2 separate regions of the Homo sapiens genome follow, and region 2 is linked to region 1. Evidence: read pairs that join two places in POLR2A ChIA-PET (ENCODE). Cell type or tissue: PC-3. All regions are shown on one strand. Links, peaks and the distances in the headings refer to the core of each region. The heading gives the core; the rest is flanking DNA. Region 1 overlaps TPPP (tubulin polymerization promoting protein). Region 2 overlaps CCDC127 (coiled-coil domain containing 127).

What was found. ChIA-PET counts read pairs that join two places held together with the same protein. Peaks named below come from ENCODE experiments on the same cell type or tissue, not always from the same donor. Only the 100,000 strongest peaks of a DNase experiment are listed, where the experiment ranks them.
Region 2: POLR2A ChIA-PET joins it to region 1 with 5 read pairs; 1 of 35 experiments calls an interaction of 5 or more read pairs at or near these places.

Annotation. Positions count from the first base shown.
Region 1 is chr5:655,209-660,584 of GRCh38, forward strand. It overlaps TPPP (tubulin polymerization promoting protein), which reads right to left. Exons shown (of 4, transcript NM_007030.3): 4 at 4,654-5,376. It also overlaps a transcript of CEP72 not described here. Among named protein-coding and RNA genes, the nearest start is that of TPPP, 35 kb to the right of the region's middle. In PC-3, for the core only: no CTCF peak of the experiment used is centred there; a DNase peak (open chromatin) is centred at 2,563; H3K27ac peaks cover 2,602 bases.
Region 2 is chr5:204,404-209,715 of GRCh38, forward strand. It overlaps CCDC127 (coiled-coil domain containing 127), which reads right to left. Exons shown (of 3, transcript NM_145265.3): 3 at 1-1,555. The coding sequence ends at 894. Among named protein-coding and RNA genes, the nearest start is that of CCDC127, 11 kb to the right of the region's middle. RefSeq lists a silencer at 3,364-3,689. In PC-3, for the core only: no CTCF peak of the experiment used is centred there; no DNase peak of the experiment used is centred there; H3K27ac peaks cover 2,553 bases.

The sequences.
Region 1 (5,376 bases), core at 154-5,153:
ATTAGCTGGGCATGGTGGTGGGCACCTGTAGTCCCAGCTTCTTGGGGGGCTGAGGCAGGAGAATCGTTTGAACCTGGGAGGCGGAGGTTGCAGTGAGCCAAGATTGCAGCACTGCACTCCAGCCTAGACGACAGAGCAAGACTCCGTCTCAAAAAAAAAACAAAAAAACTCCATTTGATTTTTTTCATTAGTTTTATATCCCATTATGTTCACGTTTCCATTAACTGCTTAACCATGTTTTTAACAGGTTTACTAGAAATTCCCAACTGTTCCAAAGTGGTGGTACCCGCAGGCCCGACTGCTAGTTGTGTATGACCACGTCTGCCGGTCCATGTTTTCAGCACCCATTGCCTGAAGTGTTAGCACCTTCACTCCGGTGGGTGTGGGGTAGTGGAGGGAGTGGGGTGGTGGAGGGCGCGGGGTGGCGGAGGGCGCGGGGTGGTGGAACGTGTGGGGTAGACCTCTTTCTGGTTTCATTGGCTTCTCCTTGTTCAGCACCTTCTCATGTGTCTGCGGCTCATTGGGATTTCCTGTTTGTAAAGTACCTATTCAAGTATTTTCCCTACTTTTCTATTGGATGGTCTGTCTCATTTATTTGCAGGTGTTATTTATGATTCTGGGTAGTAGTGCTTTGTGAATTACATTTGCAAATAGCTTTTCTTGTCTTTTTACTTCAATGGTGTCTTTTAAGAGAAATTTTAAACTTTAATATGGCCCAATGTATCAATATTTTCTTTTATGATTAAAGCATTTTGGATCCTAATTTTTAATAATCTTTACTTTGCCTTGATCATAAAGATACTCTGTTACCTTCCAAAGGATTTTATAGTTTTGTATATTTTGGATTTTAGATATAGATTCTACCCAGAATTGATTTTTGCGCCTGTTGTGAAGCTTAAGGATCCAGTTTCATTGTGTTGCAGACATAAGCCCAGTTTTCCCAGTCCCGGCTGCTGAAGATTCCTTTGTCAGGATGATCTCTGTGTCCGTTTCTGCATCTCCTTGTCTGTCTCTGCCAATACCACACACTCTGGGGCGCGTACCTCCATCTTATGTTAGGATGTCTTGGCTGTTTTTGACCCTTTGTGTTTCATACATTTTAGAACTAGCCGGTCGAGTTGGGATTTTGTTTGGGATTGTGTTGAACCTGTAGATCAACTTGGGAATCATTGACGTACTTGCAGTACTGGGTTTTACAAGCTCTGAACATGGTATCTGTCTCTCCAAATGTTAGGGCTCCTTCAGCGGGTGTTCATACAGCCTGATACTTTTCACAGTGGTCTTGTATGTCTTTTGTTACATTTAATCCTAGGTCCTTGTTATTTTGCGATGCTGTTTTTAAAAATGTGCTTGGATTTCATTTTCCTAATTATGTGTTGCCATTTCATGGAAATTCATTTTTGTGTATTAATTTGTATCCGGCAGTCTAGTAATTTTAATCATTTGCCTGTAGCTGTTTCCTCATTTTTAGGCACACAGTCATGTTTTCTATGAGTAATGGGTTTTCTTTCCCATTCCTGTTGTTCTGGATTTTTACTTTATGTTTTTATTTTTGTTTTGTTTTTTGCTTTTCTACACTGGTCGGAACCCCTAGTGCAGTGCTGATTAGAGGTGGTAACAGAGTGGGCATCGTTGTCTTCTTCCTGATATTCAAAGGGGTGATAAATTCTCACCATTTATCCACTCACTTGTAATGGATTTTTTTTGCTTGTTTTAAAGCTTCTTCTATCAATAATTCGCCTCAAGAATGGATGACTTTTATCACTTTTTCTGCAGTGATGGAGATGACCATGATTTTTATCATTTAATATATTGATGTGTTTAACGACCATAATTTGCTTTTGTTAAAAATAAACCTTGAATTTCTGAGATAAGTCCAACTTAATAATTATGGATTTTCTTTTACATACATATTGTTATATTTGGTTTGTTAATATTTTGTTTAGCATTTTGTGGCCCAGCTATACTACCTAGCACCTGTGTTTGGGCCCTGATTTCCTCGTCTGTACAATGGGGAAATAGTGGCTTCCTCACAGGATTGTTGTGAAGGTGAAATGAGTTAGTATGAATAAGACTCTCGGGCAGCATCTGGTGCGTCCTGAGCACTGGGTAGCTGCGTGCTCTAGTACAGTGGTTAGTATCTCTCTTCACGGGTGACAGCCACTTACGATTTTCCTTTGTAATGCTGTTCTTGAAAGGATTCGCATCTTTACACCACCGTAAAATGAGCTAGGTTGTGTATTCTTTCTCCATTCTCTAGGAGAATTTACTTAAGATTATAATTATTTCTTCCATGGATGTTTGATGGAACTTGCTGGTGAAGTCACTTGTGCCTGGAACTTTCTTTGTCAGGAGGTTTGACTACTGATCCAGTATAACTCAGTGTTCCAGGATGTGGCAGAACCGTTCACACAGACCATCCTTATGTCCCCCCTGCCTTTACGCTGCATATCCCTGAGTTGGGCTGGGGCCGTGTGACTACTGAGCAACAGCCTGTGTGTGGGACTGAGGTGAGTCATTTCAGGGCCAGAGCAGCGGGAGCTGGTGCGTCACTGTGATAGCTTCCCTGCCAGTGACCTGGGCAGCTGCATCACAGGATTAGGAAGTCTGTTTGTCTTCTGTTAGAAGAGATCTCTTGTTATTCCTGAAGTTGGACGTTGTGTGAGTAATACATTTTGTGTGTCCAGCCACTGAAGTGTTAGGGGTTTTCTTTTGTAGCTGGCAGTGACTTCCCCTAAGTCACAGGGCTGAGCAGGCTTTCCATTTCTTTTCGAGTTAGTTTTTGTAAGTTATGTGTCTCTAAGAATTGGTCCATATTGTCTTAATTTTCCATTTTGGGGGGTATAACACACATAATTTGAATGGCTTCAACATTTGAAGTTGTGTGTGTCCCTGTGGCAGAGATGTAGGGACAGTTGTGTCCCTTCAAGCGAGACCTTGCCATCCAGGGGCAGGGAGTACAGGGGTAGAGACCATCTCCAGCCACCATGCTGTCAGGCTGTGCCTGGGCTCTGGAGCTGAGGACACACTCATCCAGGCAGCTGCAGCCAGTGTCCAAGCAGGCAGGGCCTGGGCCTAATGCGAACCACAGGGAGCTCCCTAGCAGGTCATCTCCAGAGCCTCCCTGAGGCCTCCCGGCCTCCTCCCCTTGCTGCTGTTCAGGGGCATTCCTCACCAGTGAGCCTCTTGTGATACAAAGGCCACCTCAGCATCTGCCTCCCGGGGACTCAGCCCATTCTTGGCCATTCTTCATATTCGTTATTTGAACTTTCTCTTCAGTCCTTTCAAAGAAACACCCTTTGCCTCCATTTTCTTTTCAATTTCTGATCTGATCTATCATTAGCCATGCTGAAATTACAAATAAATATGGGTTAAAATATTATTTTATCAATTTCCCTGTTCTGTGTTTCTTTCTCTTGTTTTATCAGCAAAGCTGATTTTTTTTTTTTTTTTTTTTTTTTTTTTTTTTTTTTTTTTTGAGATGGAGTCTCGCTCTATTGCCCAGGCTGGAGTGCAGTGGCGTGATCTCGGCTCACTGCAAGCTCCGCCTCCCGGGTTCACGCCATTCTCCTGCCTCAGCCTCCCGAGTAGCTGGGACTACAGGCGCCCGCCACCACGCCTGGCTAATTTTTTGTATTTTTAGCAGAGACAGGGTTTCACTGTGTTAGCCAGGATGGTCTCAATCTCCTGACCTTGTGATCTGCCCGCCTCGGCCTCCCAAAGTGCTGGGACTACAGGTGTGAGCCACCGCGCCCGGCCTCAGCGAAGCTGATTGATCCACCATCTCATTAGTTTAAATCTGCCATCTCATTTTGTGCTGTTTGTTCTATTCATGGTTTTTTCCCTCTTCACTTTTGCCACTTTTGGATGATCTCCTGTCATCCCGCATGTCCCTCTGCTCGTTTGGAGACTGTACTCTGCTTCTGTCCCATGCTTATGGCATGTGTGCGTTTAGTCCATGCTCTCACCCACCTCTGGGGTTGGTTCCTGGAGCGCGAGGCGCGCGTCCCTCTCCATGCTCCTGTTCTGCTCACCTGTGGGGGTTCCCAAGTATTTTTATGAAACATTTTAATCTCACAAAGTATTGATATAGCCACTGTTAATTTGGAGTTATTGACCTATTTATTCTCTTTGCTCCACTTTCTTCACAAACCAGACATGCCATTTGAGATCACCTTTGCTTTCTGCATTTAGAATTTCTTTAAATGTCTGCTGGTGGCAAATTCTCTTTTCATTGTCCAAAAATGCCTTTATTGTATCCTCATTTTGGAAAACTGTTTCGCTGGGCTAGTATCTCAGGTTGGCATTTTTTTTATAGCAGCCTGTGATGACATTGTCCTGTTTTGGGGGCTCTGGTGGTGTTCACAGTGTTCATGTCCATTCCCCTTGAATCTAGACCCCACCCAGGGCTACACCAGTGCTAGAGCAGGACTCACACCTGACAGATGGCTGGTCCGCCTGCTCCTCCTTCACGGTCCTCCTGTCTAGATGAGGAAGCGAGAGACTCCCTCGGGAAAAGGCGACACAAGGGCCTTGGCCCTGTGAGCTTCAGCCCAGTGGAGGCACTCAGCACACTCCCCACCTGGGGCCCCTCCAGTACCTATCCCCTGTTATCACCTGTTACAGACACGTGTGCTCTGAGGAACAGAGAAATCCATGTTTTAACACCTTTATTTGTCACTTTACCAACTTGACACACAATGTTAACGACAGCAGACACAGGAGCAGTGTGCACACAGACACGAGCTGTTTCACTACAGGTTTGCAAGCCAGGCTCAACAGCAAGTCCAACAGGCAACACCACACCTCTCACCTGCAGGAGGAACAGCAGGGCCACCCCACCCCGCGGACGTCCGCGGTGAGTGCGGTTTAGACATCAGCAGAAGTGGCTTTCAGAGTCAGAACAGCCATGACGTGGACATCACCCGTCACACTGATAAAGTGATGCACTCAGTACTCCCTAATGTTAATCACACAGTGTAAAAATATATTGCACATATATATATATATATATATATATAAATTTGTTTCCCTTTCTTGAAAAAAACTTAGTACAAACTAGTAGTTACACGATCCCTTTCAAGTTTCTCTTAAGTTGTGCAGATTTCCTTTGTGGTTTGGCTTGGTTTAGTTTTTTAAGAGGTCGAAAGAAAGAAGTAAAGCATCTCGATGTGCCCAGGACTCCCCATCACATGCCCAGGGACAAACGCTGCACCCTGGACCACCAGAGCTCACAAAGTGTTCAGTAGTAAGAGGAGGAAAGATGCAGGTTCAGTGTTTGAAGGACGTTCTAGCCTATTGATAACATCACGGTCCAGCCTCATCTTCCCCCTGTGCCATCCCCTCGTGGTGTGTGCTGTGGGGTGGGAGGGTGGC
Region 2 (5,312 bases), core at 1-5,000, 450 kb before region 1:
CTATGTGTGACATGGGGTGATAAGTGCCTGTCTACCTTGTTGGCTGTGGTAAACAATGAGATAATACATATAAAAATATTTTGTAAAGAGTGAAGAATTACACAAAAAGTGGCATTATTACTCATAAATGGCAAGTATTTTGAGTATATATCATTGCTAATAAGTATCTGCTTGCTGAATACAGACACAAGCCAAATTCCAAACACACATTAGGTAACAACTGGATACAACACACACACATTAGGTAACAACTGCATACAACACACACACATTAGGTAACAACTGCATACAACAAACACACATTAGGTAACAACTGCATACAACAAACACACATTAAGTAACAACTGGATACAAGAAACACTTGGTATTTCCCCTTTATGGAGTGAGAGAGATCTTTAAAATATAAACCCTTGATAATATAATATTACTACTTCCTATTACCTGTTATGCAGTTCTACACATTATCTGACAAATTCTTAATGTAATCTGGTGACAGAGAAAAATAATTTGAGGAGAAAGTATTTAGGGAGTGATGAAACAGACAGAAAATTACTTGTGGTAAGGACCAGTATTGTATTTGACTTTTTAAAAAACCATTTTTACCCTGGAGCTAAAATACGAGGTTATACTGTTCTGCTTAATACAATACTGGCAGCCTAAAAATGCTTCAAGAAACCATATCCCCAACAGCGGCAGAGCATCGGGAGGAGACCCTCTGTCTCTGAGGCTTCGGTGCACTTCTGCTCAGACGGTGGCGGGAGTGGAGGTCGCTGCTGAAGGGTGACGGTGTGGCCATGACACGGGCAGCACGGGAACGGAAGACGCCGGAGACCCAGAAGGCGCATGACTGCCTGGCCTCGAGTCACTAAAAGCAGTTTGATTTCACTCTTGTCTTACTTTTCTAGTATGGCTTCCTCTACTCTCTTAAACTTCTTCAGTTCGACAACGAGTTCCCAGTATTTGAGATAGAGCCACATGAGTCTGCCATTCTGGCGTTTGTTGGTGTTCCAGACATCACCACAGTATGTATCATGCTGAAATATGTCGGTGAGACCGGCTGCCATCTCTAGGTCAGCGGCGACGGGGTCGACGGACGCTCGCACCAGTAAGCTCTTCTCTATCTCCAGCCGCTTGCTGCGAGGAAGAAACAGACTGCAGTAGATATTCTGTCTTTCTGTGAGAACAGCTTCAAATTCTTTCAGCAAAAGCCTGGCTCTCCTTTGCCAGTTTTCTTCCCTTTGCAGGCAGCTCAAATACGCACTTCTCAAAGGCTGCACCTGTCTTTTTTCTTGCATCACCTGGGCCCGTTCCTGTTCCAGAAGCTTCTTTTCTTCTACCAACTTGCGTCCCTGAGAGATAAGGGCTTCTCGGTAACTAGCAGTTCTGTTTTGTTCCTTTTCGAGTTCCAAGGACAACTGAGCGACAGCACGCCGATTTTCTGAGATCATGGCGTGGTACTTGGCTTCCAGATCCTGTTGAAAAGCAGCAGTTCTCCGACGGTAGGCTTCTCTCTCTTTTTCTACTTCTTTCTGGGACTCCCTAGACCAAATCCAACCTGACATGAATGAAGAAAAATACACATAATGAAAAAGTTAGGGCTGAAGTTCTATAATCCTCACTTAAATCATAAGGCAGCTAAGGATAGTGTTTCAGTAAAAGCTTAAGACCTCGGCTGTACCAAGAAGATCACTTCTACGTGAAAATGTGTAACAGGCCAAGTTCTTATCTGAAAACCAGGTAAGGGCTGGGTGACCAAAAGACCCTAACCCTAGCCCTTTCCGTCTTCTAACTGTTTGTTGCTAAGAAGATCTACCACCATTTGCCTGCTCCGGCTCTAGTACAATTGGCAAAGTTTAAAATGTTTGGGTCGACTTCAACTACCGTTGGCCAGGTTCTTATAAAAGTTGTATTTAGCTTTGCCCGGTGGCGACTAGTAAACGGCCTGAGTTTGAGACACTGCTTATGTTCTGATAAGGACACATAAAAATAAAGTGGGTTAAGAAGTTCAGCCTCAAGACACAGTGGGCCTCTTTCCTCAAACTGGAGACTGCTGGAATCTCACGAAAACGGGACGAAGATTGCTGGGAGGCTGGAGGGGGCACTGCCCGGCTCTGCCCCCTACACCAAGGAGCAGCAGGGCTGGCCTGCACTGCAGAGAAATCCAGCGCCTCTAAGACCGGATGACTCACACAGCCTGCTGGCCAGCAGGCACCTGGCTCCGTATAGAGCCACCAACCCTTTGTCCATCCCACAAGTAAGAGTTGGATGTGTTTCAACAATAAAAAAAGACCGTGTGATAACAGTTCCATCCACATTCCGAACTGATGCTGCTCAATAATTTCATGCATGTTGGAGCAACTGCATGCTAAGTCTTAGTTTTCCAAACAGCGACGTGTTCTGCTTGTACATTCTAAAAGCAGCACGGAGTTGAGTCTTCTGGAAAACAGAACTGTTTGGCAAATTTTCAAAGCCCAAGGCCCCAAAAGCCACTGAGAGCAGCAGTCTGGGTTCCCTCGTGTGCTTCTATCCTGTAACCCCTCCCCTACTAACTGTGGGACTCCCTCGTCTGCAGCCCCTTCTAGAACCACTGGAGTTTCTATCAACTTTAATGGTTCTCTTCCTCCTCCTGCTGCCTCCCCCAACCCAGGTGGTGTCCTTGACATTCAATTATTTTCTCCCGGGTCATTAATGGTCACCTTTTTCTTCCAGGTCATTAATGGTCACCTTTGCTTTTCTCCCGGGTCATGAATGACCTTTGTGGGAGCAATTCCATAACAGCAAGATTTCCATTAGCCTGAAAGCCAGTCCCCCTTGGATATGCTGTTGACACTTCACTGAGTAAGCACAAAACCAAACTCATCCTTCCTCAACCAAAAATAGCTGCTAGTCCTACTTCAGATGACAACTCAAACTCACGTCACCTTTATCTCCTCCCTTTGACGAGAGCTCACAGGCAGGGGCCTGACCAGGAAAGAAGCTGTTACAACGTCACTTGATAAGCACTGAGGGGTTTGCAAAGGTATGTGAGGAGAGAGAAGGGAAGGCTCGTCTGGTTTTGGTGAAGTCAAGAACGGCTTCCTAAAAAGGTGAATGAACAAAGTCTAGAAGGCTGAAGGCTGAGCAGAAGCTGCAAGGAAAAGTCACCCGAAATTAAACGAGCAAGGCAGGCGAGAGCATCGGAGAGTGAGAGCTTCCAGGAGCCGGATGTGCCTGGGGACGGGGCTTATGTCAAGGACAAGCTGGAGCTGCCTCTGGAAAGTCACAGGTGCCAAATGAGAGGGGCCCCCAGGAGACCCGGACAAGGAGCACGGGATATGTTCTGCAGCCACGAGGAGTCAAAGGAATTAACGTGACTTAAGAGCATCCAGGAGGTGTGGAGGGGTGGAGGTGGGGCTGCGAGGGGTGGCGCCGAATCAAGAGGAGACAGGGAGCTGCTCCCTGATACAATCTGGGGACGATCTCAGTCGAGTCACATCATTGACACACCAAACCACTGGAAAACTAACACAGACAATGACGCACACGGTTAAACGTCAGACCCCACCATACAGGCTGTGGTTACTGGTAAGTTTTTGGCTGGACAGGGAGCCAGGCAGGGGAGGCTACAGGCAGCTTTGCAGAGGAAAGTGTGGCAGGACAGGCTGGATGTCAGGAAAACCTGAATTCCGAGTCTGACCTGACAGACTTTGGGCACACGCAACTTTTCAAAGCCTCAGTTTCCGGTGAGACTCCTGCTTCTGGGAAGACGGAGTAGACATCCTCCCTATTCTTCTTCTAAGTAAACTAAAAATCCTGGACATCATCTGTAAAACAAGATGACTCTGAAAGATGGAGAGAAGGCAGACTGGCTTGGGTCCTTGGGACCCCAGGAACAACACGGGGGCAAGTCCTCTAGATTTTCATTTTGCCTCATAGATCCCATACTTGGAGCTGAAGACACAGTCAATTGGAAATCTCAACGGGTGCAGACAAAAAAAGAAACTCCAACAAAGCCTGCTGTCTCTGCCCAAAGGACCACGATAGAGGCCTGGCAAGAGAGAAAATGTTCCGACAGTAATCACTCTACATCAGCCAAATAACACAGAAAAAACTACGGCCCCACCTCCACCCACATGGGCAAAGGCTGGATGGAGCTGAGGCTCCCACTCCCACCCAGCAGCAAACACAGGGTGGGGTCGGGGGGAGCCATGTGGGGAGCAGTGCTGAGGCCTTCCCAGCCGGGGGGCACCAGTAGAGGCCGGGGGGCTGGAACTCCCATCCTTTCCTCGGGGGCCCATGGGGGCCAGAGGCTGAGTGGGGAGCCTGGACTTCCATCCTCACCTGGCAGTAAGGAGGCTGCGTGGCCCTTCCCCTGCCAGGGCGCCATTCAAGAAAGCCAGCTAAGACCGAAGGTTTAAATAAAAACCAGTGTTTCAGCACGTAATGCCCCAAATGCGCAGGTTCAAACAGAAAATCACTCCTAGTACCAAGGGCCAGGACGGGTCACACTAAATGAACAAAGATGATCAACAGATGCCAAGACCTGGATGAGAGATGGCAGTATCATCTGACAAGGACTTCAGAGCAGCTGCCATGACAGAGAGCCTAAGAAAATAAACACAAGACGTAAAGAAGAACCAAATGAAAATTCTGGAACTGAAAAACAGAACAACTCGAAGAAAAACTGGAATGACGGAATCAGGACTCCCCCACAAACACAGAAACAACCCTTCGCAGCCTGGCCACACACATCATTCCACAACACATAGGACTCCCCCACAAACACAGAAACAACCCTTCGCAGCCTGGCCACACACATCATTCCACAACACATAGGACTCCCCCACAAACACAGAAACAACCCTTCGCAGCCTGGCCACACACATCATTCCACAACACATAGGACTCCCCCACAAACACAGAAACAACCCTTCGCAGCCTGGCCACACACATCATTCCACAACACATAGGACTCCCCCACAAACACAGAAACAACCCTTCGCAGCCTGGCCACACACATCATTCCACAACACATAGGACTCCCCCACAAACACAGAAACAACCCTTCGCAGCCTGGCCACACACATCATTCCACAACACATAGGACTCCCCCACAAACACAGAAACAACCCTTCGCAGCCTGGCCACACACATCATTCCACAACACATAGGACTCCCCCACAAACACAGAAACAACCCTTCGCAGCCTGGCCACACACATCATTCCACAACACATAGGACTCCCCCACAAACACAGAAACAACCCTTCGCAGCCTGGCCACACACATCATTCCACAACACATAGGACTCCCCCACAAACACAGAAACAATCC